Regions from separate parts of the Homo sapiens genome. Here region 1 is linked to region 2. A link is an interaction called in ENCODE POLR2A ChIA-PET data of the cell type or tissue named here. Cell type or tissue: MCF 10A. All regions are shown on one strand. Links, peaks and the distances in the headings refer to the core of each region. The heading gives the core; the rest is flanking DNA. Region 1 has its middle 50 kb from the start of TEX44. Region 2 holds the start of PTMA (prothymosin alpha).

Evidence for each region. Peaks named below come from ENCODE experiments on the same cell type or tissue, not always from the same donor. Only the 100,000 strongest peaks of a DNase experiment are listed, where the experiment ranks them.
Region 1: POLR2A ChIA-PET joins it to region 2 with 16 read pairs; 24 of 35 experiments call an interaction of 5 or more read pairs at or near these places.

The regions. Positions count from the first base shown.
Region 1 is chr2:231,634,930-231,650,706 of GRCh38, reverse strand. It overlaps the pseudogene RN7SL499P. Among named protein-coding and RNA genes, the nearest start is that of TEX44, 50 kb to the right of the region's middle. RefSeq lists enhancers at 3,697-4,450, 7,166-7,305, 7,486-7,555, 7,596-7,655. In MCF 10A, for the core only: no CTCF peak of the experiment used is centred there; DNase peaks (open chromatin) are centred at 7,846 and 9,126.
Region 2 is chr2:231,697,654-231,713,430 of GRCh38, reverse strand. PTMA (prothymosin alpha) reads right to left here and starts at 4,906. Exons shown (of 5, transcript NM_002823.5): 1 at 4,680-4,906; 2 at 2,012-2,083; 3 at 1,448-1,541; 4 at 915-988; 5 at 1-627. The coding sequence starts at 4,724. The coding sequence ends at 580. It overlaps MIR1244-1 (microRNA 1244-1), which reads right to left and starts at 117; the gene lies at 33-117. It also overlaps the pseudogene LOC124906134. RefSeq lists enhancers at 2,306-2,942, 3,582-4,219, 4,798-4,857, 4,220-4,858, 4,859-5,496 and 2 more and silencers at 2,278-2,327, 2,628-2,717, 2,758-3,167, 3,658-3,967, 4,398-4,577 and 1 more. In MCF 10A, for the core only: CTCF peaks have their summits at 2,986 (motif pointing left) and 6,248 (motif pointing right); DNase peaks (open chromatin) are centred at 3,060, 5,040, 5,640, 6,330 and 1 weaker place.

The DNA.
Region 1 (15,777 bases), core at 3,288-11,287, 65 kb after region 2:
GCGTGAGCCACCACGCCCTGCCGAGGTATTTTCTTATCACGCCACAGTTGTGGAAGATATTTTGGATGTCTTCATGTTCATCATGATTTTGAAATCATGGTAATGCCCGGCACAGTGGCTCACGACTGTAATCCCAGCACTTTGGGAAGTTGAGGTGGGAGGATTTGCTTGAGTCCAGGAGTTTGAGACCAGCCTGGGCAACATAGTGAGAACCATTTCTACAAAAAAAAAAAAAAAAAAACCAGCTGGGCATGATGGCATGCGTCTGTAGTCCCAGCTACTTGGGAGGCTGAGGTGGGAGAATTGCTTGAATTTGGGACGTCGAGACTGCAGTGAGCTATGATCACGTCATTGCACTCTAGCCTGGGTAACAGTGAGACCATGTCTCAAAAAAAAAAAAAGTCGTAGTTATCATGCTCACTGCTGGATCTAGTTATTGAATACATTTATAAAGAATCACCCTTGGCTGGGCATGGTGGCTCATGCCTGTAATCCCAGCACTTTGGGAGGTGGAGGCAGGTGGATCATTTGAGGTCAGGAGTTCGAGACCAACCTGACCAACATGGTGAAACCCTGTCTCTACTAAATATAAAAAAAATTAGCTGGGCGTGGTGGCACGTCTGTGTAATCCTAGCTACTTGGGAGGCTGGGGCTGGAGAATCATTTGAACCCGAGAGGTGGAGGTTGCGGTGAGCAGAGATCGCACCATTGCACTCCAGCCTGGGCAATAAGAGCAAAACTCTGTCTAAAAAAAAAAAAAAAAAAAAAAAAAAAAAAAAAAAAAAAAGAATTACCCTCACACCTGTCATCCCAGCACTTGGGGAAGCTGAGGCAGGAGTATCACTTCTTGAAGCCAGGAGTTTGAGACCAACCTGGCCAACGTAGTGAAACCCCACCTCTACTAAAAATACAAAAATTAGCTGGGTCTGGTGGCTGGCACCTGTAATTCCAGCTACTTGGGAGATTTAGGCAGGAGAATCGCTTGAACCCAGGAGGTGGAGGTTGCAGTGAGCCGAGATTGTGCCACTGCACTCCAGCCTGGGCAGCAGAGCAAGATTCTGTTTCAAAAAATAAAATAAATGTCGGGCATAGTGGCTCACACCTGCAATCCCAGCACTTTGGGAGGCCAAGGCGGGCGGATTACCTGAGGTCAGGAGTTTGAGACCAGCCTGACCAACATGGAGAAACCCCGTCTCCACTAAAAATACAAAATTAGCTGGGCGTGGTGGCTCATGCCTGTAATCCCAGCACTCTGGGAGGCCAAGGCGGGCAGATCACGAGGTCAGGAGATGGAGACCATCCTGGCTAACACGATGAAACCTCATCTCTACTAAAAATACAAAAAATTAGCCAGGTATGGTGGCCTGCACCTGTAGTCCCACATACTCGGGAGGCTGAGGCAGGAGAATCGCTTGAACCCAGGAGGGGGAGGTTGCAGTGAGCCAAGATTGCGCCACTGCACTCCAGCCTGGGCGACAGAGTGAGACTCCATCTCAAAAAACAAAACAAAACAAAAAACAAAACAAAAAAAGAAAAAAAATACAAAATTAGCCAGGCGTCATGGCACATGCCTGTAATCCCAGCTACTTGGGAGAATGAGGCAGGAGAATCACTTAAGCCCGGGAGGCAGAGGTTGCGGTGAGCCAAGATCACACCATTGCACTCCAGCCTGGGCAACAAGAGTGAAACTCCGTCTCAAAATAAATAAATAAATAAAAATAAAAATGCAAAAACCACTCTGAGAAAGGTCCCTGGGCCCCCCTAGACTCCAGGGGCCTGTGGCACAGAAGAGGAAGCAGCCCTGCCCAGCACCAACTACACTCACGGTCACCCCACCAGCCCTCCCTCCTGGCATCCCTGTCTCCACTCCTGTGCCTCAGGTGGCCTGGCACCCCTCCTTAGTGGCCAGACACCTTGAGTGGCCACACGCTGCCATCTGCTGGGGTTGGCCCACACGGCACCCTGGTGGCGCTGGTTCCTGCTGGTCCTTCTGTTCCCTGGGACACCTCTTCCCCAAGGCAGTGGGTGCGCCTGACTGGGAGGAAGTCTCTGGGAGCAGGTCAGCATCAGAGCACAAAACAGGGGTGTCAGAGCTGGAGGCAGGGAAATCTGTAATTTCAATATCAGGTGGAAAGAATCTTTAAGGACAGCTGCTCTTTGAATAGATAAATGAGCACAAGGGACAACATTTCAAAAGGTAAAAAAAAAATGTGAGAAGTTTCTCTCCCACCCTGTCCCTTGGCCTCAAACTCTTTTTTTTTTTTTGAGACGGAGTCTCCCTCTGTGGCCCAGGCTGGAGTGCAGTGGCGCAATCTCAGCTCACTGCAACCTCCACCTCCCAGGTTTAAGTGATTCTCCTGCCTCAGCCTCCCAAGTAGCTAGGATTACAGGCGCCCACCACCATGCCAGGCTAATTTTTTATATCTTTAGTAGAGACGGGGTTTCACCATGTTGGCCAGGCTGGTCTGAAACTCCTGACCTCGTGATCTGCCCGCCTTGGCGTCACAAAGTGCTGGGATTACAGGCATGAGCCACTGTGCCCAGCTGGCCTGCATTTGCTTTTTTATTTAGCAACCTATGCTTTGGAGATTGCTCCTTATCTACATAGAAGTAGCATCCTCGTTTTTTTCTCTTTATTTTTCTCAGATCATTTCCAAAGCAGTCCATTGAAAAATAATGTCTTGGCCGGGCGCAGTGGCTCACGCCTGTAATCCCAGCACTTTGGGAGGCCCAGGCGGGCGGATCACGAGGTCAGGAGATGGAGACTATCCTGGCTAACACAGTGAAACCCCGTCTCTACTAAAAATACAAAAAAGTAGCTGGGCGTGGTGGCAGGCGCCTGTAGTCCCAGCTACTTGTGAGGCTGAGGCAGGAGAATGGCGTGAACCCGTGAGGCAGAGCTTGCAGTGAGCCGAGATTGCGCCACTGCACTCCAGCCTGGGCGACAGAGCGAGACTCCGTCTCAAAAAAAATAAATTAATTAATTAAATAATGTCTTTCCATAGAAACAGGAATACCCAGACATCGTTAGAAATTTCAGGATAGTTCTAGGATTTTCTTACTCACCTCCAAAATTCTAGGGATACTGAGTTGAGTAATTCTGTATTCCTCTGCAGTGGATTTGCATTTCAAAGGGACCTCATAGGACTATGGTGCTTTAACCCCCCAAAATGACTAGATGGTGGAATTTTGGGCAGCAGGATCTGAGGTAGCTTGGTCTCTGGGTAGAGGATTTTATCTGTGGTGTCCCTAAGTCCAGGTGTTAGAGCACCATTTATTTCTGTCTATTCCTCAGTGCTTGATGAGTTTGGTTAGTGTGAGTTGGTCCTCCAGAAAGGGATTCCCTCTGGCACACAGAGCTGAGGGCTGCACTGCAGACCATGCTGAATTCTTAGGTTCAGCGTTCTGGAGCCTGCAAATGAAGCTGACAAAAGACAAACGGCTGGGCTCGGTGGCTCATGCCTGTAATCCTAGCACTCTGGGAGGCCAAGGAGGGCAGATTGCCTGAGCTCGGGAGTTCGAAACCAGCCTGGGCAAAACGGTGAAACCCCACCTCTACTAAAAATACAAAAAAAAATCAGCCGGGCATGGTGGTGTGTGCCTGTAGTCCCGGCTACTTGAGAGGCTGAGACAGGAGAATTGTTTGAACTCGGAAGGCGGGGTTGCAGTAAGCCAAGTTCGCGCCACTGCACTCCAGCCTGGGCAACACAGCAAGACTCCATCTCCAAAAAAAAAGATAAATAAGCAAGAGACATGTTTGCAGGCAGGAGTTTGCAGAAAAATGTGACTCACGGAGGTGGTTAGAATTTGGGGCTTACATATTATCTTCATAGGAGAAGTGAGGGGGAGAAAAGCTACTTATGGGAAAACAAATTACTTTTAGGAGAACTAAATGGGCTCTTAGCGAGAGGATCGCTTGAGCCCAGGAGTTTGAGGTTACAGTGAGCTATGATCAGCTATGATCATGCCATTGCGCTCCAGCCTGGGCAACCAAGCAACACCCTGTCTCAAAACAAACAAACAAAAGAGGCCTTTAGGAGAATAGGTGGAGCTACTTTTGTGACATGTCTGTTTAGGTGATTTCTTAACACTGTGCTGACTTCTCAGTCTTCCCTGCTGCGAAACTCCTGGAAAGGATATTGAGGACAGTTGAATTCTTTTGGGAGGCCCTGCTTTTAGATAGGAGGTATTCAGCGGGGATAAAAGAACAACTCCGGGAGGGCTGAGGTGGGAGGATCACTTGAGCCCAGGAGGTGGAGGTTGAAGAGAGCCGTGATCATGCCACTGCACTCCAGCCTGGGCAACAGAGTGAGACCCTGTCTCAAAACAAAACAAAACAAAAACAAAACAACAACTCTATCCAGTGATACAGATATGCCTCCATTTATGATGGGGTTATGTCCTGATAAACCCATAGGTAAGTTGAAAATATTGCTGAGCATGGTGGCTTGTGTCTGTAGTCCCAGCTACTCAGGAGGCTGAGGCAGGATTGCATGAGCACAAGAGTTCAGGGTGTTAATGCTGTATGCCGAACAGGTGTTCACAGTAAGTTTGGTATCAGTATGGTGACTTCCCAGGAGCAGGGAACTACCAGGTTGCCTAAGTGATCATCCTACTGTGACCATCACACTGTGATGATCACTAGTAGAACGGAGCCTGTGCGTAGCCACTGCACTCCAGCCTGGGCAACATAGCGAGACCCTGTCTCTAAAAAAATCATAAAAAAAGAAAAAAAGAAAATGTCCTAAGACCAGCTGCAGTGACTTACACCTACAATCCTAGTACTTTGAGAGGCTGAGGCAGACAGATCACTTGAGGTCAGGAGTTCAAGACCAGTCTGGCCAACATGGTGAAACCCTGTCTCTACTAAAAATACAAAAAATGAGCCTGGCGTGGTGGCGGGTGCCTGTAATCCCAGCTACTCAGGAGGCTGAGGCAAGATAATTGCTTGAACCCAGGAGGCAGAGGTTGCAGTGAGCCGAGATCGCGCCATTGCACTCCAGCCTGGGCGACAGAGTGAGACTCTGTCTCAAAAAAAAAAAAAAAAGAAAATATCTTAAGTAGAAAATGTATTCAATACACCTAACCTACCAACTGTCATCACTTAGCCTTGCCTGCCTTAAATGTGCTCAGAACACTGACATCAGCCTACAGTTGGGCAAAATCATTTGGCAGGCTGGGTGCGGTGGTCATACTTGTAATCCCAGCATTTTGGGAGGCCAAGGCGAGAGGATTGTTCCAGACCAGCCTGGGCAACATAGTGAGACCCTGTCACCACAAAAAAAAAACGGAAGGAAGGACAGGAGGGAGGGAGGGGCCGGGTGCAGTGGCTCAGGCCTGTAATCCCAGCCCTTCGGGAGGCCGAGGCAGGTGGATGGCTTTGAGACCAGGAGTTTAAGACCAGCCTGGCCAAAATGGTGAAACCCTGTCTCTACTAAAAATACAAAAATCAGCCAGGCGTGGTGGCACATGCCTGTAATCCCAGCTACTCAGGAGGCTGAGCCACGTGAGAATCCCTTGAACCTGGCAGGCGGAGATTGCAGTGAGCCGAGATGGTGCCATTGCACTCTGGCCTGGACGGGCAACAGAGTGAGACTCTGCCTCAAAAATAAAAAAAAAAAAAAAAAGAAAGAAAGGGAGGGAGGGAGGAAAGGAAGAAAGGAAAAAGAAGGAAGGAAGGAAGGAAATCAGAATCCTTGGGCAGCACGTCCACCGCAGAGTGCGGTGCTCACCCAGCGCTGTGGCTCCTGCGGCTGCATCACTGACAGTATCGCCAGTCCGGGAAAAGATCAAAATTCAAAGTTTGAAGTGTGGTCTCTACTGAATGCAGCTCACTTTCACACCGTTGTAAAGTCAAAAAATCATAAGTTGGGGACATGTGTACATTCTGGATCCCTTCACCACGAAGGCACCTCTTCCCAGGCACTGGCCAGGATGGTTGGGGGTGGGGGCGGCAGGGGCTGGGGGTTTGGCTCAGCCTTCCTGAGACAGGCTAGGGAGCTCAGCAAGGGCTGAGTGAGAGAGTAAGAGAGGTGGTTTCCCTCGCAGAGCATGTGCAGGGCTGGGTGGAAAGGGCACCCAGTCAGTGAAGTGGCCAAGGGCACACACGCCAGCACAGACTGCCCGGGTTCCCTGTGTGTCCTTGAACAGGATCCTCAACTTCTCCCGGCTTCCTTTTCCTACTTGGGTAAAAACCTCACAGGTTATCATGAAGATAAAATTAGAAAACCCATTTGAAATGTTTAACAACACCTGGTATCTAGTAAGTGTTTGGTTAATACAGGTAACTTCTCTAGGAACCGGGGACGTAGCAGCGAGCAAAGCCAAGTCCCTGCTCTCCTGGATCTTGCATTCTGGGGGAGGAAGTGCTAAGACACATGGATGTGTGCCACTGTCAGATGATGGTGCCACTGGGGAGAACATGAAGCAGGATGAGGGGCAGTGAGAGGCGGGGACTGATTTGGAGGGTCAGGGCAGGGGCATTTGGGCAGGGAACAGAATGAAGTGGAAATTATAGGAATTATGGTTATATGATTTTTTTTCTTTTTTTTTTTTTTTTCTGAGACATGGTCTCACCCTGTCACCCAGGCTGCAGTGCAGTGGCATGATCTCCGTTCACTGCAACCTCCACCTCCCAGGCTCAAGGGATCCTCCTATCTCAGCCTCCGGAGTTGCTGGGACTACAGGCGCAGACCACCACGCCCAGCTATTTTTTGTATTTTTTTTGTTAGAGACGGGGTTTCACCATATTGCCCAGGCTCCTCTCCAACTCCTGGACTCAAGCAATCCACCTGCCTTGGCCTCCCAAAGTGCTCGGATTACACGGGTGAGCCACTGCGCCCAGCGTGTATGATTTTTAAAAAAGAATTTTTAGGGTAAAGCAGGCCTTAATTCTCATAGATTTTGCTAACTTTGTTTATATATATAGATTGAGACAGGGTCTTGCTCTGTCACCCAGGCTGGAGTGCAGTGGTGCAATCTCAGCTCACTGCAGCAGGACGAGCCTATTTCTGTCTGTGAAGTGAGTGGGGCACATGATCCCAGGCTCAAGCGATTCTCCCACCTCAGCATCTGCAGTAGATGGGACCACAGGTGTGTGCCACCACACCTGGCTAATTTTTGTATTTTTTGTGAGATTGGGTCTCACTATGTTGCCTAGGTTGGCCTCGAACTCCTGGGCTTGAGCAAGCTTCTCGCCTCGGCCTCTGAAAGTGCTGGGATTCACAGCCCTTGGCCTACTCCCTCCCCGCCCTGGCCCCTGCCTCAAGGCATAGATTCAAGTTGCCCTGAACATGCACTCTCTTCCTGCTCACTAATCAGCCCTCTTCTTGTCTGAATTTCCACCAGACCGTGAAGGGGGACCGAGTCTTGGTGGTTCACGTGGCTGACTCTCCACAAACGGCTGTAGGACAAGCATGTTTCTGTCTGTGAAGTTAGTGGGGCGCGTGCACATGGGGTCCCTGGTTCTGAAATTTGTTAGGGTGGAGGATTTTTCTGGCCTTGGTCTTTCTTCCATTCCACTTCACAATTCCACACCACCACAGAACGAAGGTCAGGACACCGTTTACCTCCTACGTGTTCTGTCCCTCCGGAGCACACTTGTGCTCGGGGAAACTGGCTGACCGGTGGCCACGGGGTGAGGCGTGAGCAGCACGGACCAGAATAGAAGGTCTAAATTTAAACTGTGACTGGAGGCTTCAGGGAGCCAGGCCGGCCAGCAGGCTCTCCAGGCGGGTAGCTCTGCCCCGCCTGCAGCCACACCCTCCTGCGCCCTCCCAGAGTGGAAACTGTTTCATTTCTGGCTGCTGAGAACTGGTTTCCTCCCAAGGAAATTATGTCTCACCGCAGTTGTGGCAGGAGCTGCCCTCTGGAATTTCCCTGCAGCGATGAAACACCTCCTGGATGAGCTGCTGTTAGATGGGACACGCCCAGAGCCTGCTAGTGCACAACCCAGAGGGAGACACACCCACACACAGATATAAACAGAAACACTGGAACCCCTCCGCAGGATGCGGCCGCGGGGACCCTCGGGAAGCCGCTGCAGCCCCGGATCTGCTCTGTCTCCTTCCTCCTGTGCTGCAGGAGGGGGTCAGCTGCTCTTCCTGAACCTGTTTGCACCTCTACAGTCTTGAGAGAGATCTTTTAAAAATCAAAATAGAACAGAACTTCAAAGGAATAATCCTAGAAAGTTGTGATTATTTCAAAGATGTTGCTTTCACTGTTCAAAATATTTTATTTTTAAACTTGTTTTAAAAAATATTCTTTTCAGGGCTGAGCACAGTGAGTCACGCCTGTAATCCCAGTACCTTGGGTGGCCGAGGCGGGAGGATCACTGGAGGCCAGGAGTTCAAGACCAGCCTGGGGAACATAGGAAGACCCCCGTCTCTACAAAAAATAAAAAAATTAGCTTGGCGTGGTGGCACGAAGCTGTAGGTGGGAGAGTCACTAAAGTCCAGAGGTCGAGGATGCAGTGAGCTGTGATTGCACCACTGCACCCCAGCCTGGGCGACAGTGAGACCCTGTCTCGAAAAACAAAAATTCCTTTCAGAACCTGTTTTTGGAACATACAAGTTGGCCTTGCCACATTTCCAGTCTATTTCATTTTTGTCTTGAGTGATCACTACACTTGGTACCAAGACACTTTGTGCTGGTTCCAAATAACGAATTTAAAAGATTCCTGCAAGAAGAATGAGAAGGCTGCCGGGCGCGGTGGCTCACGCCTGTAATCCCAGCACTTTGGGAGGCCGAGGTGGGCAGATCACGAGGTCAGGAGATCGAGACCATCCTGGTTAACACGGTGAAACCCCGTCTCTACTAAAAATACAAAAAATTAGCCGGGCGTGGTGGCGGGCGCCTGTAGTCCCAGCTACTCAGGAGGCTGAGGCAGGAGAATGCGTGAACCCGGGAGGCGGAGCTTGCAGTTAGCCATTGCATTCCAGCCTGGGCGACAGAGAGAGACTCTGTCTCACAAAAAAAAAAAAAAAAAAAAAAAAAAAAAAAAAAAAAAAAAAAAAAAAAAATTGCCGGGGCGTGGTGGTGCATGCCTGTAATCCCAGGTACTTGGGAGGTGGGAGGCTGGGTGGGGCACAAGAATCACCTGAGCCTGGGAGGCAGACGTTGCAGTGAGCTGAGATGGCGCCATTGCACTCCAGTCTGGGCAACAAGAGCGAAACTCTGTCTCGAGCAAAAAAAAAAGAATTACCCTCAAGGCCGGGCGTGGTGGCTCACACCTGTAATCCCAACACTTTGGGATTCTGAGGCGGGTGGATCACCTGAGGTCAGGAGTTCGAGACCAGCCTGACCAATATGGTGAAATCCCGTGTCTACTAAAAATACAAAAATTAGCCGGGTGTGGTGGTGGGTGCCTGTAGTCCCAGCTACTCGGGAGGCTGAGATGGGAGAATTGCTTGAACCCGGGAGGTGGTGGGTTGCAGTGAGCCGAGACCATGCCACTGCACTCCAGCCTGGGTGACAGAGTGAGACTCTGTCTCAAAAAAAAAGAGCAAATGCTGTCACTGTGGTCAAATCCACCCAATGCCCAAAGCTGGCCCCCAGAGACGGACAACCACCGTGGAAGGGCAAGCTCCACTCCCTAAATTCTCAGCCATGAGCCAGGTCCTGCTAGAGCCTTGAACAGTCCAACACTCAGACACAGAGCGCACACGAGCGCACGTGCGCTCACACACACACACACACACACACACAGAGCCAAATGGAAACTTCCCATTTCAGCCACAATCTCCAGAGGCAGCAGTGTGTCAGGTCCCCAGCCACACCTCCTGGGCTTTTGTGCACCCTACGACTGGAGGCCAGAGGCTACCCCAGACTGATCAGGTCGGGGTGGCCGCAGCCCTGGATGCCAGCCATGCCAGCTCTGCGTTAGACTCCAGGAGTAGAGAGAATTCTAAGGGGACACACACTGGGTTGCCTGGCAACACAGCAGTGCTGCACAGGGACGCACCCACATTGGGACAACACACTCATACTGTTTGGGCACAAACAGAATTGCAGGAAGCAGGGTGGCCAATGCGGCCCCTCTCCAAGCAAATGTGTCTGTTGGGAATAGCCTCCAAGACAGAACCAGCTGGTGAACTGAAGAGCCCACTCATCTGCCCCCCAGAACACTTCCCCGGATTTGGACAGTGTCCAGGCAAGGCCCCCAACTCCCAGTCACTCCTCAATAACACACACTCTTTCTTGAGCGCTCAGTTGAGACTCCTTGCCTCTTTTTGTTTCCCCCGGAAAACCTTTGTCTTTTCCATTTTAATCAGCCAGTGACCAAACGGTCTATTTCTGTAACTTCTAAGTAGTAGCCAAGGATTGTTTTGAAATATCTACAGTAAGTTACAAATAATGCCTCTGACGTTTGTTTTCTTTTCTTTCTTTTTTTTTTTTTTTGAGACAGAGTTTCGCTCTTTCTGCCTAGGCTGGAGTGCAGTGGTGCCATCTCAGCTCACTGCAACCTCCGCCTCCTGGGTTCAAGCGATTCTCCTGCCTCAACCTCCCAAGTAGCTGGGATTACAGGCGCACGCCACCAAGCCTGGCTAATTTTTATATTTTTAGTAGAGACAGGATTTCACCATAGTGGCCAGGCTGGTCTTGAACTCCTGGTCTCAAGTGATCCACCCACTTCGGCCTCCCAAAGTGCTGGGATTCCAAGTGTGAGCCCCCACGCCTGGGCTCGTTTGTTTTCAAATTCATCCATGGAAACACTAAACACTCCAGCCTAAGTGGCTGGGACTACAGGCACACGAAAACAATTTTTAAAATTCACAGAAGAGGCCGGGCATGGTGGCTCATGCCTGTAATCCCAGCACTTTGGGAGGCCTGGGGGGGGGTGGATCTCCTGAGGTCAGAAGTTCAAGACCAGCCTGGCCAACATGGTGAAACCCCGTCTCTACAAAAAATACAAAAAAACAGGCCAGGCGCGGTGGCTCACACCTGTAATCCCAGCACTTTGGGAGGCCAAGGCAGGCGGATCACCTGAGGTCGGGAGTTCGAGACCAGCCTGACCAACATGGAGAAACCCCATCTCTATTAAAAATACAAAATTAGCGGGGCGTGGTGGAGCATGCTGGTAATCCCAGCTACTCGGGAGGCTGAGGCAGGAGAATCGCTTGAATCTGGGTGGTGGAGGTTGCGGTGAGCCAAGATTGCGCCATTGCGCTCCAGCCTGAGCAACAAGAGCAAAACTCTATCTCAAAAAAAAAAAAAAAATTAGCAGGGCGTGGTGGCGGGTGCCTGTAATCCCAGCTACTTGGGAGGCTGAGGCAGAGAATGTGAGGCCACCCTGGCCTCACATTTATTTTATATAAGTTTTACATGACACAGGAAGCTTTGTAAATGAAAACCCAAAGAAACAGGTGAGAGAAGAAAAGAGCTTTTATCTGAGGAATCTGAGTCCTTTTCAGTTATCAGGCCCAGAGTGACATTAAAATGAGCCAGCAGGCTGGACGTGATGGCTCACGCTTGTAACCCCAGAACTTTGGCAGGCTGAGGCGGGGAGATCAACTTGAGGTCAGGAGTTCCAGACCAGCCTGGCCAACATGGTAAAACCCCATCTCTACTAAAAATACAAAATATTAGCTGGGTGTGGTGGTGCATGCCTGTAATCCCAGCTACTCAAAACGCTGAGGCATGAGAATTGCTGGAGCCTGGGAGGCGGAGGTTGCAGTGAGCTGAGATGGCAACACTGTGCTCCAGATGGGGCGGCAGAGAAAGGATGTCTCAAAAATAAATAAATAAATAAAACAAAAACCCACTTCTAACAAAGGTCAAAGAACTCATATCCAACGTTGCTTGGGTCTGAATCTATCAAGCAGCTGTCCTCACTTTGGCTCAAGTAATCACTTTAAATTATGTGTGTGTGTGAGAGAGAGAGAGTGTGTGTGTGTGTGTGTGTGTGTGTGTGTGTGCATGTATGCATGTATATAGATAGGGTCTTGCTCTGTTGCCCAGGCTGAAGTGTAGTGAGTGGCACAGTCATGGCTCACTGTAGTCTCCACTTCCCAGGCTCAAGCGATTCTCCCACCTCAGCCTCCCTAGTAGTTGGCCCTACAGGCAGGCGCCACTCTGCCTGGCTAACTTTTTCTGTAGAGACGAGGTCTCATATTGTTACCCAGGCTGGTCTCAAACTCCTGGGCTCAAGCAGTCTTTCCACCTCAGCCTCCCAAAGTGCTGAGACGACAGGCATGAGCCACTGTGCCCAGCCTAACCTGTGTATTTTTTTTTCTTTTCTTTGAGACGATTCTTGCTCTGTCACCCTGGCTAGAGTGCAGTGGTGCGATCTGGGCTCACTGCAACCTCCACCTCCTGAGTTCAAGCGATTCTCCTACCTCAGCCGCCAAAGTAGTTGCCATTACAGGCGCCCACCACCGCGCTCGGCTAACTTTTGTATTTTTAGTAGAGGTGGGGTTTCACCATTTTGGCCAGGCTGGTCTCGATCACCTGACCTTGTGATCCACCCACCTCAGCCTCCCAAAGTGCTGCGATTATAGGCGTGAGCCATCGCACCCGGCCAACCTGTGTATTTTTTACGTTAGGTTTGATGATGCAGTGTATAATCGTGGAGAAGTTTGGTTTGATAAATAAATATGATCTAATGGCAGTAAACTGGTGGGGGAGGGGGGTGCGTGAGACTTAGCAAGGCCTGTTTGTTCAGAGTCTTGTCTGTGTCCCTGTCTCTTTGGAGATAAGGCTGTTCCTCTCCTCCGGGTATCGGGAGGGCATCTCTGGAATGAGACTCTTACGACCTGCTTTAGAGGAGCAGGGTGAGATGGTGAGAGCCCTTTCTGCTTCTAGGGTTTTCCAGATGCTGAGGTGCTATATTTTGGGGTGGTATGTCCTAAGCTCCATCAATTCTGTCCCCTTCTTGGGATGTTTCCAAGCCTGTGTTGGTTTGGGTGAGATAATCTGGTTTCCAGAGGCTATGGCGGCCTCTCCAGTGCTGTCACCCCACAGGACTGACCTAGGGACACCTTCAGGGCTACACATGGCCATGCAGATCTTTCCCCCTTCCATCCCCTTTTCCCCTCCTCCCCCACTTCCTTCCCTCCCTGGAGCAATGACCCTTAGTGAACTGGGACCTCTGTGGACCCCACTGGGAGACGTCAGCCTCTGGAAGTTCCTTGGTTCTGCGCCCTTCGCCCCTTCCCTCTGGCGTTTCTGCCCTTGGATGCCTTCTCTTGCCAAGTCACACTCAGCCCTTCCTCCCAAAGATCAAATTCCTTCCTTCCCTCCCTCAACTTTTCTTTCTATTCTCCCTGATTTTACCTGAAAAGATTAATCAGCGCCGTGCCAAAGATGGAAATAAACCAAAACTCCACTAGATTTTTTTAATTAATTTTTTTTTTTGAGAGAGAAGGTCTCACTCTGTCACCCAGGCTGGAGTGCAATGGTGTAATCTTAGCTCACTGCAGCCTCCACCTCCTGGGCCCAAGCAATCCTCCCACTTCAGCCTCCCAAGTAGCTGGGACCACAGGTGTACACCACCACACCTGGCTAATTTTTAAATTTTTGTAGACATGGGATCTCCCTATGTTGCCCAGGCTGGTCTTGAACTCCTGGCCTCAAGTGATCTGCCTGCCTCAGCCTCCCAAAGTGCTGGGATTACAGGTGTGAGCCACCAGGCCCGGCCTTAATTTTAATTTAATTTAATTTTTGAGACAGGGTCTCCCTTGGTCACCCAGGCTGGAGTGCAGTGTTGTGATCTCAGCTCACTGCGGCCTCAACCTCCCAGGCTTAAATGATCTTCCTGTCTCAGCCTTCTGAGTTGCTGGGACTACCACGCCTGGCGAATTTTTCTATTTTTTGTAGAAACGGGGTTTCACTATGTTGCCCAGGCTGGTCTCAAACTCCTGGGCTCAAGTGTTCCTCCCGTCTTGGCTTCCCAAAGTGTTGGGATTACAGGCATGAGCCACCACGCCCGGCCCAGTTTTAATTTTTAATTTTTTTTTTGAGATGGAGTTTCGTTCTGTCGCCCAGCTGGAGTGCAGTGGTGCGATCTTGGCTAACTGCAACCTCCGCTTCCCGGGTTCATGCGATTCTCCTGCGTCAGCCTCACAAGTAGCTGGGATTACAGGCTCACACCACCATGCCTGGCTAATTTTTTTTTTTGTATTTTTACTAGAGACGGGGTTTCACTATGTTGGCCAGACCGGTTTTGAACTCCTGACCTCGTGATCCACCCGCCTCAGCCTCCCAAAGTGCTGGGATTACAGGCGTGAGCCATCATGCCCGGCATTTTTTTTTTTTTTATCCACCTGCCTTGGCCTCCCAAAGTGCTGGGATTACAGGCGTGAGCCACTGTGCCCAGCCTAGAAGGGGCTTTTTTAAAGAATAGGGGCCGGGCGCGGTGGCTCACGCCTGTAATTCCAGCACTTTCGGAGGCCGAGGTGGGTGGATCACCTTAGGTCAGGAGTTTGAGACCAGGTTGGCCAACATGGTGAAACCCCGTCTCTACTAAAACACAAAAATTAGCTGGGCATGGTGGCGGGTGCCTATAATTCCAGCTACTCGGGAGGCTGAGGCAGGAGAATTACTTGAACCCGGGAAGCGGAGGTTGCAGTGAGCCGAGATCACGCCACTGCACTCCAGCCTGGGCAACAAGAGCAAAACTCCGTTTCAAAAAAAAAAAGAAAAAAAAAAATAGGCCACCAGCCAGGCACAGTGGCTCACACCTGTAATCCCAGCACTTTGGGAGGCCGAGGCGGGCAGATCACCTGAGGTAAGGAGTTCAAGACCAGTCTGGCCAACATGGCAAAACCCCATCTATACTAAAAATACAAAAATTAGCCTGGTGTGGTGGTAGGCACCTGTAATCCCAGCTACTCGGGAGGCTGAGGCAGGAGAATTGCTTGAACCCAGGAGGCGAAGGTTGCAGTGAGCCAACACTGTGCCATTGCACTCTAGCCTGGGCAACAAGAACAAAACTCCGTCTCCAGAAAAAAAAAAAAAAGAATAGGGCACCAAGGAGAAATATGGAGAATGTGTGAGCTGGCAGATGAATCAACGATGAACCAGATGGTTAATAAGAGAAGAAAATCTTCAGCCTCTTTAATACTCAACACAAGGCAAAGTAAAACCATTTGAGATAACATTTCTCCTTTCACCTATCAGATTGGCAAATGAGTATCACTTAGAGAAGAGGCTTTCTCACTAATTACTTCTAAGAATGTATAAAATGGGAAGAGCATTTTTGGAGGAAAATTAAGCCTTTAAATTACCAATTCCTTTTGACCAGTCATTTCCACCCCTAGAAATTATTCTGGAAGGAATATTTAAGACGTCCAAAATGCAGCAACAAAAATGTTCATTGCAGTATTGTTGCTAAAACAAAAAGAAAAAAAATGATTTGTAATTTTCTCTTGTTTCTTGACTGTATACCCAATTCTCCTGGGCCTGTTTTATGTTACATTTACTTAAATCCTGCACCTCCTGTGCCAGAATGTTATTGCATATTTTATTGTCTTAATAAAAAATGCAGTTGATAAATATTCTGAGCCAGGCAAGTCTGAGGCTTCACCCAGCCCCTCCCTGGGTCTGCAGTCTCCTGTGGACAGAGTCTTCCCTGAATCCTTGTGCTCTGAGGTGTGTGGGACCTTGGAATGAGGCCAGGGAGGTGGGAGCGGATGCGGTAAGGAGAGCAGTTGGCAGGATGAATGGGCGAGGGGCTCTTGAGGAGCGACCTGGAGGTTGGACTGCAGGTAACCAGACCCCTGATACTGAGCCAGGTGTCTGGGGTGAGGAGGCCTCTGCTGAAGAGGATGGAGTGGACAG
Region 2 (15,777 bases), core at 1,422-9,421:
AGGAAAAAAAAAGAAACCTTTTATCTTTGGCCTTTTTAACCATCTCATACAAACCAACTACTTATAGTACAGCTAAGTACATACACAAAAAAGTTACTGGAATGCTCGGAATAAGATTGTTTTTCTGTTGTCATTTTTGCTTTTTTTACAAGGTTTTTTTTCTCCTTTGAGATTATAATGAACATGGTCACACCACAAGTAAAGTCAGAAGTAGGACAGAGAACGCTCCGAAGGCTGGTTTGGTCATCCGAGATCATTAAAAATGGCTGACCCTAACAATATGTACAAAAATATAAAATGTAAATAAAAAATACAAACAAATTTCCTTTTTAAAGTACTTTTAAGAAAAAAAGCAGGGCCTTGGAAGTTTTGGTTCTTTTTTCCTCCCCTGTTGCAAATTCTCATGGTTTGGGTTGGGTGGTGGAGAGCGCGTGTCATCTGCGGGTGGCACTGCCCACGGTGGGCGGGCGGGCCTCTCTACTCGAAGGTGACCACGTTTAGATTCTGAGACGGGAAGTGGAGGGTGAATAGGTCACGGCGGCCTTTTTTTTTTTAGTTTAACTTTTCCTTTTTTGCTGTCTAGTCATCCTCGTCGGTCTTCTGCTTCTTGGTATCGACATCGTCATCCTAAGCAGAGAAAGACTGTCAAAGGCCCCTCCAACCCCAGGAGCCCTATCCAGCCCACTGCCTCAGCTCCTGCTGGCAGAGCAAGAACCAGGGACCCCCAGCTCCACAGCCCAAGGCCTCTGGGAAGTTGAGCCCAGCCCTGTTTCCTTCCTGTTCTTAAGATTCAGGACCACACAGTGGCCACCTACAAAGTCAGAAACAGTCCCTCCGCAGCTTGAGCACCTCAGCTAAAGGCAGGTGGGGAGACCCAGATGCCAAACCCCCCTTCTTCTCAAGCCAGAACCCACCTCATCATCTTCAGCTGCCCGCTTGCCCGTAGCTGACTCAGCTTCCTCATCTTCATCTCCATCCTCTTCCTCACCTGGAGAGAATCAAAGGCCAGGTAAACCACACTTCCCTCCTACTGTGGCTCCTGGGGAAATCCCGAGGAACATGTAGTGGACTGCAAGGTCCCTGCCCTGCCTCTACTGCCTGCAACTGGGCCCAATCAGGGCACCCACGCCCACTACACAGGTGGGACTCTCCAGAGGAGAGAGGCCCAAGCAGCTGCACCCCAAAAGGCCAGCCCAATAGATCAGTGGCTTTCAGAGCTGCACGAAAGAAACTTTCAGGTGTGCGAGTGAGTGTGAGTGGGCATGGGCACAACTCCATGTCAGGGAGACCTTCCCTGACTCTACAGGTGGGTGCCCAGGGCCATGTGGTCCACTGGCCCCAAGTACCATTGTCCCACTCCCAGGAGCCCCAATTCCTTCCTTCCCCTTCTGCCAGACAAGGCCAGGAAAAAGTACCTGAAAAGGGGAAGATAGACAAGGCTACTCACCATCACCTTCTTCTTCCTCCTCCTCTTCCTCCCCACCTTCTTCCTCTTCTTCGTCTACCTCATTGTCAGCCTCCTGCTCCCCATTTTCCTCATTCTCCTCGACAGAAAACAGGCCATGTCATTACCAGCTGGCCCCAGGCTGGACAGAGCGTTGCTCCTGATGCCCGGCCTCCCACCAGAGGCTGGCGGCTGCATCTACAGCCCAGCCAAGCCAAGCCCACCCCAGAGACCCTTCTCCAGTCAACACCCTCCAGGCTCCATCATGAAACCTGCACATTAACTGCCCCAGGACAAGGGCTTTTCCCCACCCTGGGCCAAGCCCAAACTCAGACTACCGGAGTCTCCTCTGAACCTATTCTTGTTCAGGCGCTGCTCGAAAGGTTTTTATAAATATTTAACTAGCAATAATCGCGCCTCGGGTAAAGCTCATTGGCTACGATACTGCCACTGTGCAAAGCTATACATATACACATACACACACATATATAGGTATGTTTAAAGTAGAACAGGAAAAATTTTGTGGGGCGGTAGCTGCCAGGGCTCAGGAGCAAAGCAGACACTCACAGCATTCCCGTTAGCAGGGGCGTCTCTTCCATTTTCTGCCTCTTCCACAACTTCCTTCTTCTCCTTTAAGTCCTTCAAAAGGGAAGAAGGAACCAGTAACCAGTAAGTCTTCTGAGCAACCCAGGGTAAGCAAAGGCGCTGAGAACTACTGGTCTGTACGGCTGTTCTGTCCGTCCCAAATTAAGAGTCGCATGTTGAGAAAGGCCTGATGCCCCTGCGGTCCCTCTCCCACTGGTCTGGTGGAAGGAAGGCCGGCGGGGGGCATCTGTGATCAAGGTTTCCCATCCTTTAAGGCCCGCTACAGCGGCCCCGGTGGCGGTTCCCACTGCCCCCTGGCGCTTCCCAGGAAAAAGGAGCCATGTGGCGCCACAGCCCCCAGCCCGTCCGGCCGGGTGGACGAGCCCCGGACACTCACGCCCATCAGCCTGCTTCCAAGTGCAAAGAGCCCGCCCCTCGAGCCGTCTAGAAAGGCGGCAGGTTATGTTCCAAAAATAAATAAGGCAAAGAGAGAGGGGCCTGCGCTCGGGGAGAGCCCCACAGGCGCGCCAGCCTGGAAGGCCCGCGAGGCCGCACCGCCCCGGCCAGGACAGGTATCTAAAAAAGCCAAAGCACACCGACCCCCCAAATCCGACCGCTGTTCCTAGAGGCCGCAAACCGCTGCTTGGCGGTGCCCCAGGCCGGGGCCTGCCGCCGGAGCCACCAACTCCCGGCCTCCCCGCGGCGGCTAGGGATCCCGACAGCACCTCGGGGGTGGGACTCCGCCCGGGATCCAAAAGGCAGCGCGGCCCCGGGCGCCCGGTAACTTTTTCCACACGACACGGCCACCAATACCAACAGAGGTCCGGCGTCCGGGCCTGCGGGAACCCCTCGGCCGCTGTCCGGCGAGCGGCTCCGGGCCACCTGTCGGCCCTCTCAGTCCGGCCCGCCCCGCTCCGCTCCGCGGACCCCGGCTCCGCCCGCTCTCGCCCCCTGGCGGCCGAAGCCCCGGGGAGCAGTGGGGGCAGGGAGGTCGCGGCGCGCAGGCGCGCATCCCCCGCCCGGCGGGCTTTGCGCGCGGGCCTCGGCACGCACCGCGCGCAGGGAGCACGTGGCCCGGGGCCGCCGAGTGCGTCCCTTGCCTTGGAGACTCCCGGCCGGCAGGCAGAGCTTGCAGTGGCACGCGCGCGGGTCGCGCGTCGGTCGGCCGGGCTCTCGACTCGACGCCCCACTGCCGCCACCCCGGCAGGCCCGAATGTCTGCATTCGGCGGGCCAAGTCCCACGGGAGGTCGCCCCAAAGTCCACCGGGCTGCGTAGGTCCGAGACTGTCGGGGATGCGCCTCTCGGGCTACTACTCATCGCCCTCGCGGGAAGTCACCTTTTGGTGCTTCGGAGAAAATCGAACAGCCAGGCCCCGCACTGGGGACGGTGTTCTCACCCCACAAACTCATTCCCGGACTGAGTCCAGAAGGGGTCACTGAGAGCCCCTGTGGAGATCCGGGCCCCGAGCTCCGCTCTGCCAAGAAGTCGCCCCTGGGAGAGTCAGAGATGACGCCAGGGACACAAGGGTTAAGGAGACGCCAAGGTGACTCGCGCCAATCCCTGCAGGGGCACGACGGGCGCGGACGAGGGCCGAAATATTAAGAAAGAGCCAGTCAGTCTGAGAGCGCCCCGCTCCCGCCAAGGGCGGAGACGCTACCCAGGGCGGGCAGTGGGACCGAGGCGGCGCCGACAACAGGAGCGGAGCCGCACCAGCCGCGCAGGACCTCATAGCCGAGGGCAGTGAACCCGCCACGGGGCCCGGGCGCCCCCCCAGTTCGACCCTACCATTGGCCTGTCGCGGCCGCCGTGTTGGCCCGCGTCGCCCCGAGCTGCGGCGCACACGGTGCTCCCGGGCAGCCGCGGGGGGCGCCCATCGTCGCCCCAGCGCCGCGCTTCACTTTCTCTTTCCTCCCTGCGGCGCGTGGGCTCTCGCCTCCTCAGCCAAGCCCGGCACCGCGGGTGCATGACTGAAGCTGGGCGGCCGCTCCCGGCGCACTCACCTCGAAGGGCGCCCACCCCCGCCTCCCAGAGCGCCCAAAGCGGATAAGCCCGTCACACCTCCGCCGGGACGGCCGACGTCGCGGCCAGCCAGCCCGTCGCCCCATCCGCCTTATCGGGACTTAGTCTAGACAAACCACCTCAGGTCCGCTGCAGGGCGCGAAACCGCCGGCCTGGCGCCGAACAAAGAGCAGCGCGGCCGGCGGGCGCTCGCCGCCACTTCCCGCGGCCGGCCCGCGCCCCAACACGCGCCCCCCAGCACTTCCGATTCCCAACGCGCTTGAGTTTCAAAGTTATTTCCGTGCGCCCGGCGGGCCGACGACCCCCAGCCAGGCTCTTCTCCTCCCGCCGCCACTCATACCGGCCACAGACGAGTTTCGAGGGCCGTGAGCCGGCCTCCGCGCCTAGCCCTCGGCCCCCGAGGGCGCCCGGCCCACTCCCCGACGGGCATCACGTCTGCCCGCGGCGGTTCCCGCCCCCTCCCCCGCACCACACAAAGAGTGGGCTGCCTGAGGGCACCGCGCCGGGGGCGGGCCGTTTCCCCGCGAGAGGGAGCAACAGCGGGCTTGAGACAGTCCAGCTGCTGCGCGCCAAACACCGCCCGAGCGGCGGCGCGCGGACCCCGAGGGGGCGGGCGGCGTCCAGCCTCACCTTGGTGGTGATTTCGGAGCTGGTGTCTACGGCTGCGTCTGACATGGTGGGGCACGCCGGTGATCCGATGCAGGGGATTAAAAAGAAAGCGAGAGTTCAGGGACTCTGGCGATAAAGCTGCCGGAGTCCGCGGCGGCGGAGGAGGCGCGCGGCGGAGGCGGCTGCGGCGAGCAAGGAGGCGGATGAGGAACAATGCAAAGATGGCTTTTCAGAGCAGCCAGTGGGGGACTCACGCGGCGCCAGAAGCTTTAATATAGATTAGTGGGCGGCGCTCGGCTTCCCATGCCCGGCCGCTATTGGCTGAGCGCAGGGAGCGGGCGCTCGCTCATTGGCTCGATTCCGAACAATGGACAAGCGTGCTTAAAGCGGCAGTGCCCCGGCGCGTCCCGCGCTGCGCAGTCGCCGATCGCACTGTCATTCAAGGCCGGAGTTTGCCGGGTCTCAGCAGGGCCGAGGGCGCGGGGGAGGGGTGCGCGAGCGCGTTCCGGACGCGCGCTCCCGCAGCTGTTTTGCTGGGGCTGCTGACGCAGAAAGCCAAAGCGCGGCAAAGCTGCCCGCCCAACCCCCTTCCCTCCCTCTCCCGCCCTCCCCGCGGCTGCTCGGAAGGAGGGGGAGGGAAGAGGGGGCGGCGGGCACACGACGGCTGCCAGCGCGGGGGAGGGGAAGGCGGGGTGCTGGGCCGCGCTCGCCCCGGGCGGTGCCCAGCGCAGTGCCCGCGGAGGTGCCCGCCCCCCGCGCCTGGGCGCCTTGGACCAAGGATTGTCCCAGTGCAAGTGGACGGCAGCCCCACGACGAGCAACGAGGTCACGAGGCCGAGACCCGGGCACCTGGGCCGCCCCGTCCCTCTGCCATGCCCTCGCGCCCTCCCAGGGCAGGGCACCCCTAGTCCTGTGGGCAGGCGACCTCGATTGCCCACCATCAGGTCCGGCGTCCGTCGGCCAAGTCAGTCGACAAGCGGGCACCGTCCCAAGCACACACGGATTCATGTATCAAGCGGACTCGATGCGCGATGCCGGCTCCAGCCCTCGAGTGGGACAGCCCGCGGGCCCCGCACGGCATAGCGGTCCCCTCATTCTAGGTTTCTAGTTAGGGTCTGTCCCGAGCGGTCACTGCCGTCGCGACAGCCTCAGGGCAGCCTCCTCCAGGGGCCTGCCGGGCCATCGAGTCTACCCTTCTCCCACCCCACTGCTGGACTGCGATGGGCACATGAACATTACAGAGTTCCTCGGGAAAAATCATCGTCTCTGGAGCCAGTTGGGCTAATCTTTGGGGACTACCTGAAATTTGGGGGACCATTTAGAGAACCATGCGGAGCCCCGAGAAAGGGGAGCATCAAAACGCCACACTCAAGATGGCGCCGGGCTCGGCAAGCGTGGCGTGACGTAGCGATCTAGCTCACGTGGGCGATCCGAGAACAACAGGCTACGCTGGCCTTATCGCCACCGCACTTAGCTGTCGAACTAAGAAATCGGTTGTGTGGGAAAAAGGACCAGAATAGGTGGAAAGATAGTCCAGAAATTTACCTGTGCCACACACAAGATGGCGAGACGTAGGGTTCGTCCCTGTGCTGCCAAAAGGGGGCGCCCGACACGGAAGGCGGGACTCCGGAGACACGAGCGCACATTGGCCGAGAGTGGCGGGCGAACACAAAGTTGACGCTTTGCGTCCTTCCATTGGCAGTTTCTTCCGTCTGTCTCTCGGTTGCAGCCGAGCTGGGAATGGGGAAAACCCGGAGTGTGGGATCGTGGAGGGCGGACGATGCCAAGTCCAGCAGAGCTTGCGCTCGGGGCTAGAAGAGAGACTGAGTCTCCCTTCTCAGTTTCATTAGGTAATGGGCGACATGGCTCCGTCTCCACAGCGGGGCTTTGCTGAGCTTAGCACGCAGTCTCCCGGCGGGGAGGAGGCGCGCAGTGCCGGGCGCCACTCCGTCTCCAGTACGCGTTAGGCCCGCGTTCCCAGGTGCCCGTCTGGCCGCTGGACTGTTGGCCTTTCCGGAGCGAGTTTTACTTTAGGAAGAAGCCCGGGATCCCGGTAGTTTAGCCTGAAGAAACGTGGGGCAGATGCTGGGCAGGGCGGGGATACCGCGCCAACACCCGCTGCCCAGCGGTCGCCCTCCTATGCAGCGGCGAAGGGACGCCCGCTGTGTCTCCGCCCTGCCCCCAGGCGCCCCAGTGGCTGGAGGTGGCATTCTCCACTGGACGGGCGCGCCTCAATCCGGGGGACTTCCACAGTGCTGTTCCCGAGGACTACGCGTCTCAACTCTTTGTCGGGTTCCCTCCCTCCCACTGCCAGTCTGTCTTCACCGCCGCGCAGACCTGGGGCCGCCCTTCACAGAGGAAGGGCTCCTTGACCTCAGCCACCGTGACCCCCTCCTTTGTGTCACATTCTCAGAGAGTTGGAGGGATTATGCGTCATCGTAAACAGGGGGACAGAGCGCCTTCCACCTGCGGCGCATCCATTAAGTTCCAGTTACCCTCGAGAGGATTGTTTTTTCCACGAAACCCAGATGCAATGAGAGCCTGGCTTGTACCATCTCTAAGCATCGAGGCTTCCCCCTCGTCTGGGTGGTGGCCTTCGGGCAGTGGCTCCGGAAAGGCCATCAAGGCTTCCCCGTCGTCTGGATGGTGGCCTTCGGGCAGTGGACTGTGTCCATAGCTGAAAACCAGACTTGACAGTTCTGGATTCAGGCTGTTGTGGGAGCGGGAAGGTCAAACACCCAGAAGGAACTGATGAATGTGAATTTCCCTCTAAGAACTGCTTTGCCTGGCCGGGCGCGGTGGCTCACGCTTGTAATTCCAGCACTTTGGGAGGCTGAGGTGGGTGGATGCCGAGGTGAGTGGATCACGAGGTCAGGAGTTCGAGACCAGCCTGACCAACATAGTGAAACCCCCGTCTCTACTAAAAATACAAAAATTAGCCGGGCCTGGTGGCGTGCGCCTGTAATCCCAGCTACTCGGGAGGCTGAGACAGGAGAATCGCTTGAATCCGGGAGGCAGAGGTTGCAGGAGCTGAGATCACGCCATTGCACTCCAGCCTGGGCAACAGAGTGAGACTCCATCTCAAAAAAAAAAACAAAAAAAGAACTGTTTTCTGACGTTATTCCCATGCAGGTGCCTTTGCTAGAAGTGGGTGAGGAAGGCTCATGCCCATCTGGTTCCAGAACCACCACTTAAATTTCCCAAACACTCACTGAATGCCCGCTGTGTACATGGCAGTGAGCCTTTGACTCATGCTTCATTTTCATGTACAAGGTGGGTAGGACAGTTATGGAGTTGAACCATATGAAACTGATGTCTATGTAGGTGAAAACGAACTGAAAATCAACACATTTACAGGTTCAACTTCTGATATAACCCTCCTTTTAACAAATCAAAAAAGCAAACCTAGAGATTATAGCAAGGGACTTGGAGTTACCCACTGGATCAATGATGGAGCCGAGGCTAAGTCCTAAAACAGAGGAATCTGCATTTTTAGATGAGCCCTGGGGCAGAAGTTGCCCCCATGGACCTCCCTCTCATCCCAGGAGTGTGGTATCTGACAGCTCATAGTGGGGGAGTTATTTAGGCTATGAAGAACCGTGTTCCTTCAGCAACAGGTAGCTCCCTACCTCTTTTGCTGTTTCTTTTTTTTTTTTTTTTTTTTGAGACAGAGTCTCACTCTGTTCAGCCCAGGCTGGAGTGCAGTGGCGTGATCTCAGCTCACCACAACCTCCGCCTCCCGGGTTCAAGGGATTCTTCTGCCTCAGCCTCCCGAGTAGCTGGGACTACAGGCGTGCACCACCATGCCTGGCCAATTTTTGTATTTTTAGTACAGATGGGGTTTACTATTTTTGTATTTTTAGTACAGACGGGGTTTCACCATATTGTCCAGGCTGGTCTCAAACTCCTGACCTCATGATCCGCCCACCTCGGCCTCCCAAAGTGCTGGGATGACAGGCGTGAGCCACCGTGCCAGGCTTTTTTTTTTTTGAGACGAAGTTTCACTCTGTTGCCCAGGCTGGGGTGCATTGGCATGATCTTGGCTCACTGCAACCTCCGCCTCGTGGGTTCAAGTGATTCTCCTGCCTCCCTCAGCCTCCTGAGAAGCCAGGATTACAGGTACCTGCTACCATGCCCAGCTAATTTTTGTATTTTTAGTAGAGACGGGGTTTCACCATGTTGGCCAGGGTGGTCTCAAACTCCTGACCTCAAGTGATCCGCCCGCCTCAGCCTCCCAAAGTGCTGGGATTACAGGCATGAGCCACCACACCGGCCCTCTTTTGCTGTTTCTGAACAGACTATTCTTCCTGTCCTCTGTCACTTCCACTCATTGATACATCTCATGCCCTTTGTTATTACAGAGGAAGTCAGGCACTTTGGTGACCTTGCCCTTCAAACCCCCCAAGACAAGCTGGTGTGCCCTGGTAAGCCTGCTTTCCTGACCCCAGCCTGAGATACAGTGGGCTTCGGCTAGAGCTGCTGTGAGCAAGGGACCCAATATGTCCTCCAGGCATGTTTTGTTTTGTTTTGAGATGGGGTCTTGCTATGTTGCCCAAGCTGAACTCCAACTCCTGAGCTCAAGCTATCCTCGCACCTCAGCCTCCTGAGTAGCTGGGACAACAGATGCTTGCTACTGTGCCTGGCTTGTTTTGGGGGAATTTTCACAGGGACACCTCTGGGTGGTCTACACACTGTCCACATGGCCCACAGGCCTCTCCCCGCCCAGCCTGAGTAACACATTGATTTCATCTGCCTGGCCCTGTGGGCACTTCAGTTTGCAACTAAGCCTGCTCCTAAAGCCATTTACAACATATTTCTAATTGGTTATCTCACAAATCTGCTTGATCCCCAAAAGATCAGGCAGAATGAATTTTTAAGCTGCCTGGGTTCAAATGGCAGCCCTGACATACACTAGCTTTGTGAATTGGGCAAGTTACTTTCTCTCCTCTAAGAAACAGAGAGGACGGCCAGGTGTGGTGGCTCACACCTCTATCCCCAGCACTTTGGGAGGCCTAAGCAGGAGGATTGCTTGAGCTCCGGAGTTGGAGACCAGTCTCGGCAACATGACGAAACATCGACTCTAAAAATTTTTTAAAAATTAGCCGGGCATGGTGGCATGTGCCTGTAGTCCCAGCTACTCAGAAGGCTGAGGTGAGTGGATTGTTTGAGTCCAGGAGGTTGAGGCTGCAGTGAGCCATGATGGTGTCACTGTACTCCAGCCTGGGCAACACAGCAAGACTCTGTCTTAAAAAATAAAAAATAGGCCAGGCGCTGTGGCTCACGCCTGTAATCCCAGCACTTTGGGAGGCTGAGGCGGGCGGATCACGAGATCAGGAGTTCAAGACCAGCCTGGCCAACATAGTAAAACCCCATCTCTACTAAAAATACAAAAAATTAGCTGGGTATGGTGGTGCACGCCTATAATCCAGCTATTCTGGAAGCTGAGGCAGGAGAATCACTTGAACCCAGGAGGTGGAGGTTGCAGAGCCAAGATTGCTCCATTGCACTCCAGCCTGGGCAACAGAGCAAGACTCCGTCTCGAGAAAAATAAAAAATAATAATAAATTTAAAAATAAGCTGGGTGTGATGGCTCACACCTGTAATCCCCGCACTTTGGGAGGCCAAGGCGGGCAATCACCTGAGGTCAGGAGTTCGAGACCACCCTGGCCAATGTGGTGAAACCCCGTCTCTACTAAAAATACAAAAATTAGCTGGGCGCGGTGGTGGGCACCTGTAATCCCAGCTACTCGGGAGGCTGAGGCAGGAGAATCGCTTGAACTCGGCAGGCGGAGGTTGCAGTGAGCCAAGATGGCACCACTGCACTCCAGCCTGGGTGACAAGAGTGAAACTTCTTCTCAAAAAATAAAAAATAAAAATAAAAATTAAAAATAAAAAAGAGAGGCCGGGCATGGTGGCTCACGCCTATAATCTCAGCACTTTGGGAGGCCGAGGCAGACTGATCACGAGGTCAGGAGTTAGAGAACAGCATGGCCAACATAGTGAAACCCCATCTCTACTAAAAATACAAAAATTAGCCAGGCATGGTGGCGCGTGCCTGTAGTCCCAGCTACTCAGGAGGCTGAGGCAGGAGAATCACTTGAACCCGGGAGGTGGAGGTTGTAGTGAGTTGATATAGCGCCACTGCACTCCAGCTTGGACAACAGAGTGAGACTTCATATTAAAAAAATAATAAAAACAAATAAAAAAGAGAAGACAATAATAGTTCCTACTTTGCAGGATTATTGTGAGAATTGAATAAGTTAATATTCAGAAAGTGCTTAAAATAGTGTCCGACACATTTGGGAAACCACTGCACCCCATTTTCCAGCTGCTATCTGTACCTAAGTGGGTTGGCTTTACAGAGCTTGTAGGACTCTGGACAAAGGAACAATGTCTTCAGCAAGTTCTTTCCGTATTCAGTGGGAAATGAGGGCACTGGCCTCTCTAGTTTCTGGAAGCCTGTGATTTGGTGCCCGACATGCTTGGCAGCCCCTCTGGCCTCAAAGGCATGACAGAGTCTGGGAGGCAGGTGGAGTGGAGCAGGTCTCAAAAAATCCCGCCTTCCAGCCCTTCAGAAACCCAGGAGTTTCAGACTGTGGTTTCCTTATCCAGGCATAAGGGCCTGGGGAGCTGCCAGGAGCCTTTCTACCCTCCCGCCTTGCGAGCCTGGCTGGGATTGTGTAAGAGCCCCCAACGCCTGCTCCCTCAGCACGCCCAGGCCTGCCCATTCTCCTGGGGAGCTGTGCCAGAGACCTGGCTCCTGGTACTCACACAGGTCTGGCCACCCTGGGAGGTTCCTACAGGGAGAGGGTGGGAAATGTCTCTTAATGTTCCAGGCCTGTCCCCAAACCGATGCCAAGGCCTGTGGGGCCCGGGCATGAGCATAGGTAAGGAGGCTGGGAGAGGTGAGTGTGCAGTGTGCACAGACGCCACTGCCCCCGGACAGCAAAAGGCCATCGTGCCAGTCCTTGACTCCCTGTACACATGCTCCTTCAGATCCCTCCAGGAATCCTCTGCCTGCCTGTGTCACTTCCTGGCTCTCTTCCCTGGATCCCTCCGTGTGTGTGCACCTATTTGCATAGCTCGAGTTCCGTGGGTGTTTTGCTGAAGTTCCGGTTACAGTTCGTGAGTGGGTGGGCCCAGCAGCACGGCAGCAGGGAAAGGTGCTAGTTGGGGGAGCACATGAGCAGGCACACACCTGGGCACCCTACCTGTGAATGCCCACAAGAGCATTGCACCCGAGGAAAGGTTGGACACCACTATGTGACTTCCTGCTGCGCGGCCCCACATGGGAGCCCGAAGACCAGGAGGCCCAAGTAGGCCCTGAGGAGCGTCTGTGTGCCCGTGCCAAGCAGGAGGCCAAGCCCTGATAATCGTGAGGGTGAGGAGGGCAGGCTCTGCGACATCCTGACACTTACTCTTTCCCCTTCTCTGTTAATTTTTTTTTTTTTAAGAAGGAGTTTCACCCTTGTTGCCCAGGCTGGAGTGCAATGGGGCAAACCAAACTCAGCTCACCGCAACCTCTGCCTCCTGGGTTCAAGCAATTCTCCTGCCTCAGCCTCCTGAGTAGCTGAGATTGCAGGCATGCGTCACCATGCCTGGCTAATTTTGTATTTGTAGTAGAGACAGGGTTTCCCCATCTCAGTCAGGCTGGTCGTGAACTCCCGACCTCAGGTGATCCACCTGCCTTGGCCTCCCAAAGTGCTGGGATTACAGGCGTGTGAGCCACCGTGTCCAGCTCTTTTTTTTTTTTTTTAGACAGGGTCCCACTATGTCACTGAGGCTGGAGTGCAGCAGCACGATCTCAGCTCACTGCATCTTCTCTGTTCATCTTAAACAGGTCTTTTCTACCTTCCCTTCTCTGGCAGAGAATCTCCCCACCTTGTTTGGGGAGAAAGGTGTAAGGAGCAGAGGGCAGAGGCGAGGGGAGGACACACCACCAACTCGGACTGGCTCACCCTCCTCCTACCACAGGGAGCTACGGACGACGGGTGACCGACAGTCCCTGTTTGACTGAGGGATTCCCAGGATGCAGGACTCTCAGTGCCACAACTAGAAAAACTCCTGGGCAAACTGGGACATGTTGCTCATACTAGTTCACTAGTTCACTCCTTATCACATACTGGGAACATTTCTTTTCTTTTTTCTTTTTTTTTTTTTTTTTGAGACAGGGTCTCTCTCTGCTGCCCAGGCTGGAGTGTAGTGGCGGCGCAATCTCTGCTCACTGCAGCCTCAACCTCTTGGGCTCACGTGATCTTCCCACGTCAGCCTCCAAGTAGCTGGAACTACAGGTGCGCACCACCACACCCAGCTAATTTTTTAATTTTTCATAGAAACCGGGTTTCCCTATGTTATGCAGGCTGGTCTCGCACTCCTGCCCTTAAGTGATCTTCCTGCCTCAGCCTCCCAGAGTGCTGGATTACAGGCGTGAGCCACTGTGCCCGGCCAAAGAATGACATTTCTCAAGAAATCTGTAACCACCACCAAGACCATGAGTCCCTGTGGCCCTCCATCCAAAACCAGCCTCCCACTGAGATCCATCTCTCTTTGCCACAAGAATCCAGGGTGACAGAGCTACAAGGACACCGGGAGCATTTGGATTTCACATTGCAGAGTCGGGGGATTGAAGGGCTTAGGTAGATCACAGAGCGAGCTGGTGCCCAGGATCAGGACCCCTCGGGAGGGCTCTCAGCTGCCTCCAAGGTAAGGTTCGCTAATGAGGTCCAGAGCATGGAGATCCGTTCCTTTCTAGCTCCCGGCAGAGCAAGCGTCTCTAGAAGGGGAAGAGATTTCTCAGGCTCCTTTCAGAAACATTCTTTCCTCCAAGACATTTTCTGAGAATCTCACAGGAGGAATCTCACTTGAACAATTCTATAGGAAAACCTCAAAATAGGATGCAGCATCACCCAGAAGTGAAGCCTCATCAGGGAGGGGAAGGCAAGGTGGGCGCCTTTCCAGGAAAGCTCGAGTCCCATGCACATGTGAAGTCCGAGGGGAAAGCTGCCAGTCAGCACCTGGACCGAGAGCTTCCCAAGCTGTCCTCAGCCTCAGTGAGTTCTCCCGAGCCTGGCAAGTTGTGGCCCGACCTTGAATTGTGGTCATTTACGGCCCCTTCCAGCATCTTTCTCCTGGTTATGCCATCCTCTTGCTGTTAGATGCTGTAACAGTGTTATCTCACTGGGCACGGTGGCTCATGCCTGTAATCCCAGCACTTTGGGAGCCTGAGGAGGGTGGATCACCTGAGGTCAGGAGTTCGAGACCAGCCTGGCCAACATGGTGAAACCCCGTCTCTACTAAAAATACAAAAATTATCCAGGCGTGGTGGCAGATGCCTGTAATCCCAGCTACTTGGGAGGCTGAGGCAGGAGAATCGCCCGAACCTGGGAGATGGAGGTTGCAGTGAGCCAAGATTGCACCATTGCACTCCAGCCTGGGCGACACAGTGAGACTCTGTCTCAAAAAAAAAAAGCACTGGGCAGACACCTCTCATCCATTTCGCTGCTGGCACGGTCTCAGCATTCCCACTTAACTAAACGGAACGAAGAATATGGCCCAGCTCCCAGAGAGAGAGCAGTGTGGCTGTTTGTCCCCACTTTGACCTGACTCTTCACAGGGCCGTGGTGCTGAGGCACAAAGGCCCTGGTTAAGACATATTTTTGAGACCCTGAAGTATGAATCACCTTGGTATGAATCAGTCTCCTTTTGGGCCTTATGTGATACATTGGAAGTTTCCTTAATTAAGATTTTCAGGGGCTCGGCCCAGCATGGTGGCTCACATCTGTAATCCCAACACTTTGGGAGGCCGAGGTGGGCAGATCACCTGAGGTCAGAAGTTAGAGACCAGCCTGGCCAACATGGTGAAACCCCGTCTCTACTAAAAATACAAAAATGAGCCAGGCATGGTGGCGCGCACCTGTAATCCCAACTACTCAGAAGGCTGAGGCAGGAGAATTGCTTGAACCCGGGAGGCGGAGGTTGCAGTGAGCCGAGATCACGCCATTGCACTCCAGCCTGGGGGTCAAGAGCGAGACTTCATCTCAAAAAATAAATAAATAAATAAGTAAGTAAATAAATAAGAATAAATAAAGATTTTCAGGGGCTGGGCACAGTGGCTCACACCTGTAATCCCAGCAATTTGGGAGGCTGAGGCAGGAGGATCACTTAAGCCTAGGAGTTTGAGACCAGCCTAGGCAACATAAGGAGACCCCATCTCTACGAAAAAAAAAAAAAATTTATTTTGAGACAGAGTCGCTGTGTCACCCAGGCTGGAGTGCAGTGGTGAGATCTCAACTCACTGCAACCTCCAACTCCCGGGTTCAAGCATTTCTCCTGCCTCAGCCTCCCAAGTAGCTGGGACTACAGGCGCTCGCCACCATGCCCGGCTAATTTTTGTATTTTTAGTAGAGACGGGGTTTCACTATGTTGGTCAGGCTGGTCTGGAACTCCTGACCTCAGGTGATCCACCCACCTTGGCTTCCCAAAGTGCTGGGATTACAGGCATGAGCCACCGCGCCCAGCTGAAAAAAATTTTTAAATAGCCATATATAGCGGCACATGCCGGTACTCCCACCTACTCTGGAGGCTGAGATGGGAGGATTGCTTGAGCCCAGGAGGTCAAGGTTACAGTGAGCTGTGATCGAGCCACTGCACTGCAGCCTGGGTGAGAACAAGACTGCCTTAAAAAAAAAAAAAAAACTTTTAGGATTGTATGATGTGTTCTGGAATGCTCTTCAGAAGTGTCTGCTTCTCGGCTGGGCGCGGCGGCTCACGCCTGTAATTGCAACACTTTGGGAGACTGAGGCCGGTGGATCATCTGAGGTCAGGAGTTCAAAATCAGCCTGGCCACCATGGTGAAACCCCATCTCTACTAAAAATACCAAAAAAATAGCTGGGCGTGGTGGCGGGCGCCTGAATCCCAGCTACTTGGGAGGCTGAGGCAGGAGAATTGTTTGAACCCGGGAGGCGGAGGTTGCAGTGAGCCAAGATCGCACCATTGCACTCCAGCCTGGGCAACAAGAGTGAAACTCCATCTCAAAAAAAAGAAAAAGAAAAAGAAAAAAAAGACATGTCTGCTTCTCTTAAGGCTGAATTTGGATGCAAGGGCATTCATGAGGGAAAGT